2 separate regions of the Homo sapiens genome follow, and region 2 is linked to region 1. Evidence: chromatin contacts called from ENCODE Hi-C or POLR2A ChIA-PET data. All regions are on one chromosome and are shown on one strand. Each heading gives the region's core, a stretch centred on a gene start or an enhancer-like site at or near the end of the contact. The rest is flanking DNA. Distances are from core to core; before and after follow the strand shown. Region 1 overlaps TP63 (tumor protein p63). Region 2 overlaps TP63 (tumor protein p63).

What was found. A loop is a pair of places that touch in the nucleus more often than their neighbours do. ChIA-PET counts read pairs that join two places held with the same protein, here RNA polymerase II (POLR2A). Pooled maps may share reads with other maps.
Region 2: a map of PC-9 shows a loop between it and region 1 (6-fold over the local background). The contact joins two enhancer-like sites. A Hi-C loop is called at or near these places in 1 of 168 maps with a recorded cell type or tissue (PC-9) and 4 of 50 pooled maps. POLR2A ChIA-PET finds 5 or more read pairs at or near these places in 1 of 52 experiments (MCF 10A).

What each region holds. Positions count from the first base shown.
Region 1 is chr3:189,707,678-189,713,844 of GRCh38, forward strand. The region is part of intron 1 of TP63 (tumor protein p63); the gene reads left to right. Among named protein-coding and RNA genes, the nearest start is that of TP63, 79 kb to the left of the region's middle. Within about 2 kb of position 3,099, at least 5 of the 41 ENCODE cell types and tissues checked have a DNase peak (open chromatin) inside an H3K27ac peak, as active enhancers do.
Region 2 is chr3:189,841,550-189,847,278 of GRCh38, forward strand. All of the region lies in intron 4 of TP63 (tumor protein p63), which reads left to right. Among named protein-coding and RNA genes, the nearest start is that of MIR944, 14 kb to the left of the region's middle. Within about 2 kb of position 1,902, at least 4 of the 41 ENCODE cell types and tissues checked have a DNase peak (open chromatin) inside an H3K27ac peak, as active enhancers do.

The DNA of each region.
Region 1 (6,167 bases), core at 1,849-4,348:
AAAAACAATATTATTCTAAATGTTAATACTAACATCATAACCATTATAACCACAAATAGAATAAATTAAACATCAATAAGGCAAATTTATTGCCTAAATTTAGAACTTAAGAAAGTTACTTATGTATACTTCTTGTTAATTTAAAATAGACCTTACCTATTTTTTAGAGTGGCTTTCCAATATTTTTGACCACTAGCTATAATAAAAGTACTATTTATGTGGCATTGTACATTGCGTACATACATATACAAAGACATGCAAGTATCTATAAGGTGAATCCTAAAATTTCATAAAACAATACTTGTTCATATTACATGCAGTGAAATCTGATATATTCCATGTCGTTCCATTGCCTTTTATTCTATTTCAGAGTCATCTATGTTTTTTTCGTTCCTTCTTTATTTTCTTAAGCTGGCTGTAGCCCACTAAATTGTTTTCATGATCTCAATCAGCAGAGTGAAAAATCATCTTTTAAAGCAGCCTTGACAATACCTAAGCTTAAAAATGGTTTACTAACATTGAATTCAATTTGTACAATCTTTTAACTTCGAACTTGGAACCAGTTTCAGCAAACAATGTCTCTGCCAGTAGTAGCAGTCATGAGAAATACACGGACTTAAGGAAATCAACCTGTTGTTTCGTGAACAACAGTTTCAAAGAAACCACAATCTATCTTTGTTTTCTCGTTTGTTTGTTAGCTACAGCCTGATTTTTGGTTCAGTCATTTATACAAGTTGTGCCAAAACCTAAACTGTATGATTGGCATACAGCAGTATTTAATTTGGTGGATTAATTTCTTCTCTGGAATGGATGCATCTAATTTCTGAGGAAAACCTCAAATGACATGTCCTTACTGAGAGATGGCATGCCAAAGTGGCTTGTGGTACCTGACATAAATAGAGCTGTGAAGCATGTTTGCTGACCACGAATGAACAGGTTGTAAAGGGAAGCACGTGCAAGGGTGCTTTTAAGAGTAGACTGGGCAGGGTCTTGAACCCCTAAACCCACCTGGAACTCAAAGACACAGATTTCATTCATTAATTCTGTCACTATCCACTATTCTACTAGAATCTATAATGAACATCGCCTAAACTGCTAAAAAAAATAATATGCGAAGGAAGACTTTCATTTTTTATAATACTTAAAATAGGATTACTCCTCTTAGACTTCTTTATACCCATACATTGCTTCACGGCTCAGAGACATTGCTGGAACACGAGAGTTAAGAGCCTTTACGTTGTGTTCAAGAAATTTTAGAGTGTCAGTTTGTTTTTTCACAGTTTCCACCAAAAGCAATCCTCTTACATACCTAGAATATATTTTACTGTGGTATATCTCAGTATTATCCCCATATAGTTAGTTAGATTCATCCTTGTTTGCTGTTTTATTTCATCATCTCACTTTTAATCCATTATCTTATGGTACATTATTTTTCTTGTACATCATGAAAATGTACACTGCAGCTGAAATATGAATTTTTGTATGTAATTATTGCTCAGCTTTTTTGAGAACAAGGAAGATACAATATGAAATAAATTACTACTTTTCCCTTTTGGTATGATTTTAAATTTGCTTTTAGAACAAATTATTATGATGGTTTTCTATTCTGAATCTAAATAGCCTTTTTTTCCATAAGAGTTGAATTAATAAATTTGTTATAGCTTTGCTTCATGGAACTTTAACAAACATCAAGGTTATATTTCTGTCTAATCCCTTCATCATTCTGTTGTCCTATTTATGATTTTTTTCTTTTATTTTTCCACTATGGAGCCCACAGTCTGAAACCGAAGCATACTATTACAACTTTGTCTTCATTTTTATTTTAAATTTGTCTTATTTAAGACAGCTTTATGTTATTTATTCTTAATGGAAAATGCACTGAGGAGAACTTTTTTTATTTGCTTTTTTAAAGAATTACAATTGTGCCACTGTACTCCAGCCTGGGCAACAGAGCAAGACTCCGTCTCAAAAAATAATAATAATAAAAAAGAATTACAGGTGCTTTTTACATTTATGCTGTCCTCAATAAATGTTCTTCAGATCATTTGTCCTGTTCTCTGATTTATAATTCCTAAGAGGACACTTTAGGAGGCATACATGGGAGGCAATGTAATATGGATAAGCTACAGTTAGGGATGATATAACTCAGGATTGTAGTTTTCCTTTGAAGGTGGGTCATACAACTTAACCTTTGCTCACTTTTTCTCCATCCATAAGATGGACATGCATTACCTTGTTTATACTTTTTAGGAATATTTTATAAATGAATAAACATATTTATCAATAAATGCTTTGAGTTATTTAAAGACACTGTAACCATATCATTTACTTAGTAATAGCAAAAATAGGGGGTTGTGTAATGTCAAGTACTTATTTGAATTTGTTATGTTTTCAAAAATGGTCCATGTTTCACTAGACTTAGACTATACTATTAAATCATAGAAGTCTGTGTATATGTTAGGGAAAGGCGTGGGGAGAGAAAAGGAAAAGAGAAAACATACCTTCACTGTGTCCCTTGTAAGTATAGTTTGTCAGGTAACCCTCCTAACAGGCCTAGGGGATAGATATTATTACCTCCCTGTTGTAGAGGAGAAAAATATAGCTGAAAGAGGCAAAATAACTTGCCTGAACTTATAATCAATATGTGACTGAGCTAGGATTTGAACTCAGCTACAAAACTCAGCTTTACAGGTCACCACTCAGTTTCTCAGCTTTCAGATTCCTGCTTTGGAAACATGTTAGCAATTAAAATAGAAAAGGGCAGGGATAATTTAATTAAAATACTTAATTTATAATGTTAGCCAAATAGATTTTTTTTTTAGCTTCCCTCAATATTTCCATTACTGCTTTAGTTGCAGTTTTGGATTATTTCTTATTTTATCTTGCTGATTTGTCCAACTCTAGTTCCTGGACTCACAAAAATATACTTGCTAAAGATGCGTTAAAGTGCATGACCTATACTGCAATTTCTCTACATAGTTATTTATGTGCTTAAAATGGCCATCTTGGAGAGTGCCTGAAGGTTGAGCTAGAGGAGGGTGATGGAAGGAGGGGTGATTCAACAGAGTCAGGGAAATTCCAGATGACATGGGTTGCCAGATTTCCTGCTGGCCTTTCACTGCCAAACTCCACCTCCTGCTCTTCTTACACAGCTGTGTGCTTCATTAAATAGTGATGTCTACAAATCACAGCAGTGTTAAAAAATGCAGAGCAGGGGGAATTCCTGTGCACTGACTGCTGCCAAGTTCCTAGAGTTTTAACAGCACACTCATCAAACTGCCTCTCTCTTCTCCAAAAACTATAAATAAGTTCAATATCAAGAGTGTTTTCATCAATTATAATGCCTCTCTGTTCTCTTGGAGAGTTGGGAATAGTATATAGACACATTGGTTACAGTGCCCATGTCTAAGGCAATATGGTAGGGGTCATCTGTTGTCAGAGATAAGACTTTTGACCTTGATGTTGCCACTGTTCTTCCAGTTGAGCCAGGAACCATTACTTAATCATTTACAGCATAGATTTTCCCATCTACAATTTGCTTTTCAGAAACCAGCCTTGTGGAATTTAGGCCAAGAACCTGGTTGCTACTGCTCAGAGTAGGTATAGGAGAGGTATGCATTTAATTCAACAATTCCTCTTGAGGGTTTCTGTGTACAAGGTCCTGTGCTGGGTGAGGTTCTACCTCATCTTTAGCAAGTATATTTTTGTGTTTACAATGACAACATTAGTAAGACAAGGCTGCTAATACATTCATAGTACCCGTGTGAGGTGAGTGCTGATGAGTGGTCCACTAGAGTTGTTAAAAAGTGCCACAGGAACGTGGGGAAAAAAATAGAAATTTTACCTGGAGGATTGGAGACATTTCAAGGAGGAAGTAACATTGGCTCCAGGCTTTAAAGAAGAGAGGGGTTTAATAGATAAATCTGGAAGTACTCCAGATAGAGGGAAGAATGCAAACAAACGGGTAGAGAACGGAGAAATTCAGTGAATTGTCAGAATAGTGTCTTGCCTTGTGTTGTAGCAGTACCATAATGACTGACAGCCTACAGTACTCTGACAATTTAAAAAATATAACCTGTTTTCTTTCATGTGGGTATAATGTCTCCAGTTAGGCCTATCCACTTTTTATGATCTTATACCAGCTGGATCCTTACACTGATGTATGGGCTTGAGCAAAGAATATAAGGCGGAGATAGGTAGGCTGATGGAACTTCCGTGATAGGAAGCTGTCATGTTGGTTTGGTGGATGGACAGAGGAAGAGCAAAAGCATGAAGGAGAAAAGTGGAAGAAGTGTGGAGGCCACTTGAAGAAAAGTAGTAGCTAAATGGTAGGCAGGACTCGAGTCAACTTTCTTCTGGAAAGTTTCAGGACTGAATCTGGAAAAGGAAAACACAGAACAATTAAAATTGATGTGCATTTATTGAGCACATACCTTGCACAAACACTACAATAGGCACCGTGGTAGACACTGAGATACAATAATGCATTTCCCTGTCCTCACTTACGAGGACAGGAAACAGACACGTAAACAACTAACTACTGCACAAGGTAGAATTCAGTCACAGAGGTCAGTTTGTCACAGAAATATGGAAGAAGACATTTTTGATTGGAGAGGAATAAGAAAGTTTTCTGAAATATTCTGAGGTAAGAAGTGAAGATTAGCTAGGTTATTAATAAGTCTTAGTCCACTAGGAGTGCTGTAACAAAATACCATAAACTGGGTAACTTACAAACAATAGAAATTCTCATGGTCCTGGAGGCTGGAAAGTCTTAGATCAAGGCACTGGTGGATTCCGTCTGATGAGCACCAGCTTTTTCATAGGTGGCACCTTCTTGTTTTGTCCTCACATGGTGGAAAGGGCACACAGCAGCTCTTTGAGGCCTTTTTTACAAGAGCACTAATCCCATTCATGAGGAGAGGCAGTAATGATTTAATCACCTCCTCAAAACCCCACCTCTTACTATCATTACCTTGGGGGTTAGGTTTCAACATATAGATTTGGTGGGGTGAGGGTGGGGACACAATTATTCAGATCACAGCAATAAGAAGACAAATATGGAAAGGTGTTTCAGATTGAAAGACAGAGTAGGCAAAGAGAAAGGTTATAAAATGCAAGGACTATTTCAGAAATGAAGGTAGGATTATGAATTATGTTTTATTATGAGATGAGTTTAAGCTCAGATCATTAGGTGTCTTCAGAACCATGCCATTGAGTTTGGGCTTTGATCTTGAGAGGGAGCCATTGAAAATATCTGAGATGTCAAGTGACATGGGGACATCTGTTTTTGGACTTAGGGGTGCTGGGAAATTCCACTATTGCCACATCTTAAACCTCTAAGAAAGAGCTAGGTTTGCCTGGGAATTCTCCCAGACCACCACAGCACAGACAGAGAGGTCAGATTGGATTTCCTGATTATTTGGCTTATGGTCAGATAGATTGAGATGCAAAAACCTCAAAATAGGCTTTATGGCCACTTCATCTCCATTTGTACCCCTGCCTTTGGGCTTTATAGCATTCTGTTTATTCTGTGTATTTCTGACACTTAACACACTGCCTGGCAAGTAACTACTCAGTAAATGTTTACTGAATGAATGGACAAACTACTAACTTGTTTCAACAGTGGGGAAGAGGCCAATTATCAGAGCTTGAGTAAACAATCTACACATGAGCATCTGGTTTTGAGCTGACAGACAACTAGCCTTTGATACCATCCTCTGGTCCTTGAGTTTTTGGATAAATACTTCATTTTCCTGAGCTGAGTTCTTTTCATTTGAAACGAGTTCATCTTATTCCAAACGTTTAGGGGGTAATCTCAAATGTACTTCATCTCCAATGAACTGATCCAGTTTTAACTTCAGAAAGTCAAGCTTCACATCTCCCAAATTTATTTGATTTTTGAATTTTGAAAAGATTAGAGACTGAAGCCTGCATAAAATAACAAAAGTAATTCAAAAAAGTGTTATATATACCATAGTTGAACAATTAAATTACAAGTTCAAGTCTAATCCAACTTTTTAACTTATAACATTATATTAGGTGTATATTCTGTGAATAACTTTATATCCCTCTTCATAATTATAATTGATGCTTTTATAAATTTTATAATTGATGCTTTTATAACTTTTATAATTGAATATTATTTCAATAAATAAGTCCATAATAAT
Region 2 (5,729 bases), core at 652-3,151, 130 kb after region 1:
GATGTACAAATGAAACTCCAAAACAAGCCACAAATCTACCAGGAAAGAGAACCAATATGTGTGGTATTATATCGCCAAGGATACCTGAGTCATTTCATAGAAATTGAGCTGTGAGTGCCTCCCAGAATGAATGGTTTCTGAACGTGTTTCTGTTAGGAATGATGCAACCTTCAGTAGAGACCAGAGATTTAAGAATTCTATACTGTGAGTCATTTTAAAAGACAATCAAAGAGTATGTGTGGAAGCATAGACAATAACTTTCACCTCTAGCGTCCAGGTGTTGAAGGAGGTCAGCTACCAGGGAAGGACTCCTACGACTTTGGGTGCCACTGCGTGAGGCTTTGTCTTGGACCAGGGGGTAAAACATATCTCAGGCAGGACGCTGAGCTCTAGGTAGGGCTATCGTTTTTGTAGAAGCGTGACTTCTTGATACAACAAAGTAAGAGCTGAGGAAGGAACAGGGAAAACCAGTTTGGGCCCAGAGGGGAAAGAAATGATAGTGTAGTAGCCCGCGGTTTTGCAGGCAGTTGGGAGTAGCAAGCCACCCTTAGGGGGAGGATAATGTTTTCTCTACCTTAAGGGAAAATGATAGCTGACTTGCAGAGCAGTGTGCTGAGACAGACATGCTGCTACTGCAGTGGAAGGGGGTTGCAACGTATTGTCTTCTGTCTGGAGAGAGAGAGAGAGAGAGCGCGTGTATGTCACGTCTGTGTCCATAAAGCTCTCCGATCTGCCCACCAACCCTGTCCCCCACCAATAACATCTTAAAGAGAAGAGGTACAGGAATGTTTTACAGTGAAAAGATTACAGGGCTGGAAATTAGAAGCCACAAGTTCTAATTATGTCTCATTGCTAACTTCTGGTGTGATATTTTCTCTGGGTCTCTCATTTATCGGGGAGTTAAACTAGGTATGTCCAGTAGGGGTGAGGGGTAAGAGTTCTCTGCCCATCCAGGGTTTCTACTAGAAGAATTTTGACTCTACAGATAATTGTGTCTTCCTGTATTGCTGAGGAATGTCCAGGTTTGTTTTATTGAGGGGCAGGGGAGCACATAGATGTCCAGTAGTCAGGAAGGTGGTTTGCAGGCCTTTAATCAGCACTGAGAAGAGGGAAAACTAACTGCAGTTCAGTTCTCAGTTCCACCATTCACTGGAGTGCTGCTTTCAACTTTTGAGCTCCTGTTTCTACACCTCTAACGTATCAGTGTCATCTCACCCTGGCCTTTTTCTCATGATGGTCGTGACTTTAGGAAACATGTAAGAGTAAGCCGACCTTAACACGAGTACCTGCTGTATGACAGTCACTCTGACAAATGCCTCCCAGTGTCTGCTCTGTGAAGGTAACTGTGAATGATATTACTGGTCAGGTGGGGTTGACAGAGGTGGCCCTGGCAGGAGACACTAAATGAAAGGTCATTTTACCCTCCTGGGGAGATAAAGTTGCAAAATTACCGATCAAGTCTGTCAAATCTTTTTAGACTGGGTTTCCAAATCCATACCCTCAGGCAACTAGAACAAGGCTGGCGAGCTCCACCCCCGCCCCTTCCCAAGGTGGGTGCCAACATGCTGCCCTTCAGCAGGGAGGACACAGCTGCCTCTGGGGCCAGTGCCCAGGGCTAGCCACAAAGCTGGCTATGGCCTCCCCAAGAAGACCCAGGACACATTACTCCCTGCAGAGGTTTTGCTGCTTTGTGGCACGGTCTAAGTGTCGCCCCACTCCCACCACCTGCCAGGCCCAGTGGGCTCCTGGCTGGTCCTCACGGTAAGTGAGTAGCAGACAGCCCACCTGCTTGATGTCAACATTTGTGGGCGCGGCCCGGGAAGAATGTGCCGCTCCCAGCCTCCTTGGCTCAGGTAATTAATCCCCGCAACTGACAGGTGGCAACAGGCGGCCCTTTGGCTGGAGCCATCAGGAAAAGTGCTTGGAGGAAGGATTTTTTTAAAAAAATGATCAAGAGCACAATTCGTACATGTCTGGCAGCTAGACGGCTGTGGCAGGAAGGGAGGCAGGGAGAAGTAAATACCTTGCCAAGACGACTGTGGGGCCAATGTTGGGATCTGCGTCTGCCTGATCATTGTGATAGATCCAAAAGGATATGGTGGCCTTGGACTTGTTTGCAAGCTCACTTTGCAGAATTCCCCTTCCTTTGATGTGGATACAGTCTTAAAATGGAATGCCTCATTTGTGAATCAAAAAATCCGGGGCCAAAGTTGGAGCCCCAGAGGAGAAATAATTTGCCCAAGATGATGCAGTAAGTCAGTGGGCAGGTAGAGGACTAGAAGCCAAACTCAATGCCTCTTGGCTTTGTTTCCATGATTCACTGGGCAATATTTACTGCCCCATTATACACATGTAGTTTAGAAATAGAATGACAAAACTGGGGTCCTAGTCAAAGGAAGGATGATCAGTTGCCTCTTGAAAGATATTAGTGTTTTCAATCTAACCACTTAAAGCTGACTTCTCAAGAGAATGCCCCCACCCCAACCCCAGACCACCTGTACCCATTCACCCCCCCTACTTTTTATTTTTGGTAGTTCGGGACACTGACTATCAGAACACATTGACCTGATGTTTATTAGGATGGATATATTAAAAGCCATTGAAATGAACACTTTTCCTTTTTCTTTTTTTTTTTTCTTTGAGACAGAGTCTCGCCTTGTCTCCCAGGCTGGAGTGCAATGGCATGATCTCAGCTCACTGCAACCTCCACCTCCTGGGTTCAAGTGGTTCTCCTTTCTCAGCCTCCCAAGTAGGTGGGATTACAGGCACGCGCCACCACGCCCAGCTAATTTTTGGCACGACCTCAGCTCACTGCAACCTCCGCCTTCTGGATTCAAGCGATTCTCCTTTCTCAGCCTCCCAAGTAGGTGGGATTACAGACATGTGACACCACACCCAGCTAATTTTTGTATTTTTAGTAGAGATGGGGTTTCACTATGTTGTCCAGGCTGGTCTCAAACTCCTGACCTGAGGTGATCTGACTCGGCCTCCTGAAATGCTGGGATTACGGGGGTGAACCACTGCACCCGGCCAACACTTTTTAAACATTACATTTTTTAAAAAATAATATCTTTCTCGATATGAAATTTAAAATGTTTTTCAAGTGAGTTTTTTTGTAGAGGACAAATCCAAAGTATAGTATATAATTAGCCCATATAACTTCATGTGATAATCAGTGTCTTTGAAGCAGACCAAACTGAAGCTGTGTCTCAGCGCTAAGGGTCTTTTTACATTTTACTGAATTGGATCTTTAGAATTAATTTTTCAAACCCTCCTTATCAAAAGTTATTGTTGGACCCTCAAATTTTTATTTTCATGTATCTCATTTCTCTTCCCTAAATCTTGCCTCCCACCAGATTAGCTGCCAGAACTTTATCTGGTTCTCTGGCAACCCTCCATCTGTTTTGTATGATTTTTCATTCCCAGCAGTTCTAATTATTGATTTCATCACCCTCTTACCCTTATAAAAGGACATTTTTAATTTGGCAGTCCCAAGGAATATAGCTTATAAAAAGAAAAAAAATTAAGTCACTGAATGTTTTAGGAGAGCACTAAGTTAAGACAGACTTTGTACTTGATTAACGGAATTGTTCTGAGAGCTTTAGAGCTTGACTTTTTTTTCTTCCTGTCAAGTATTTTGGGTTATTTGAGATAGTACAGACAACACTTTACCTCTTAAGTTTTTTGAACTAGAAGCCATAAATTAGAAGTGCACCTGGCATTTCCTGTTTGTGACTAGTGGCTATCTTTTAGATAACAGTGAAGTCCTCAATGTCCTTGATAGGTTCTTGGTAAACTGCGACCTTAAACAAAATGATGTGCAGGAGATCTTCGAGTAATTGTTTCATACAATGTTATTTTCTTATAACAGTGATGAGAAAAACAAATTGTTTTGTTATATGTGTTTTGCTTAAAGTTACAGTTCCCAAAAATCTATCAAAAATGTTAAATGAGGATTCATTGTATTTGTAAATCTCATTATTTTTCTCTCTTTTTTAAAGAAACTAAATTCAAATTCATTCAGAAAGCCAGGCATAAAGTGAGACTAATATGTTCGTTGGTGTATTTAAGCCTTTCTTAGAGTTTTCTTTTTTTTAAGACCTCAGTATAAGAACATGCCAGACGTGAATTGATCTGGAATTGCAGACTCGGGAGGGCTTTGATGCTACTCTATCTAGTTGCCTTCCTTGAAGAGGGATTGAGAAGAGAGGTAGGTTATAGAATTAATGATTTTTTTTTGTTCCGTGAGAGTTTATTTCATCCATAGTCTCTAAGATTTAGGGCTCAAGATAGCCATGTGATTTGAGATTTGCATGTAGTATGGCATTTCTTCTGGGAGAGGATGAAAGAGCTAAAGTTCTTGTTTTTTGGTTTTGGTGTAGTAGGCAGGGAGGGTTTTGATTCTACCTTTAGGAAAGGGAGGTGTTGAAAAATTACGCAGGTGTGTGCTGATATTACCTGGCACCTCTATGCATTGTGATACTGAATTACCAGTCTGCCAGCCAAAAGCGTGTAATATAGTATGTCTACTGAGGCAGGTGGTAAAGGTAGGGTCCTAGTCACTGGAATTCTTTTTTTTTCCCCCTTCTCTTTGCAACATATTATTAGTAAAGGAGCTGAATTTACTTGTTTTCCAAAATCCCCTGGAGTTGTTTTATTTGAACATGATATTTGGCTTTAAGCAGCTCACCCCTCGATATTCCAAACTTCCTCCCCTCCCTCCCAAAGCAAAACAAAATTTAGGCAAAGCTTACTTATCCATTTTGACAAGGATATTTTATAAAAAGAAGGAGTTTAGTTCATTTGTTAGTTTTCAGGAACTTCTTTTCCATGTCATTGTTGAAATATTTAGTTCATGTGGATGGCCAAAACTGTCATGTCAGTATACAAGGAAATTTGGTTGAAGATCAGTACAATATTAGGCTCATCATTCTTGCCCATGGGCTGGTGCTTCCTGGGAATGAACAAACTATTGAATATATGTACAGTATGTATACAGAAGAACATATATTAAGTTCTACTTTATATATTTATACATATATGATCAGAAATGGCCAGTAGGGTGTGTGTGTGTGTGTGTGTGTGTGTGTGTGTGTCATCAGAAAGATTACCAACACTTTGTTTTCCACATTCTTTTTTTTTTTTTTTTTTTTTTTTGAGACAGTCTCACTCTATTGCCCAGGCTGTAGTGCAATGGTGTGATCTTGACTCACTGCAACCTCTGCCTCCTGGGTTCAAGCAATTCTCCTGCCTCAGACTTCTGAGTAGCAGAGATTACAGGTGTGCATCACCACACCTAATTTTTATATTTTTAGTAGAGATGGGGTTTCACCATGTTGTCCAGGCTGGTCTCGAACTGCTGACCTTGTGATCCACCCACCTCGGCCTCCCAAAATGCTGGGATTACAGGCATGAGCCACCACGCTTGGCCTTCCACATTCTTTATTAAAGAGTCACTTTGCCAGTGCAAATCTGGTAACTGCGTTCTCTAAGAGATTTGCACCAAATTATAAAATAATCAAATGAGGCCGGACACAGTGTCTCACGCCTATAATCCCAGCACTTCTGGAGATTGAGGCGGGCGGATCACCTGAGGTCAGGAGTTTGAGACCAGCCTGGTCAACATGGTGAAACCCCGTCTTTACCCAAAATACAAAAATTAGCTAGGTGTGGTGGCGGGCGCCTGTAATCCCAGCTACTCAGGAGGCTGAGGCAGGAGAGTCGCTAGA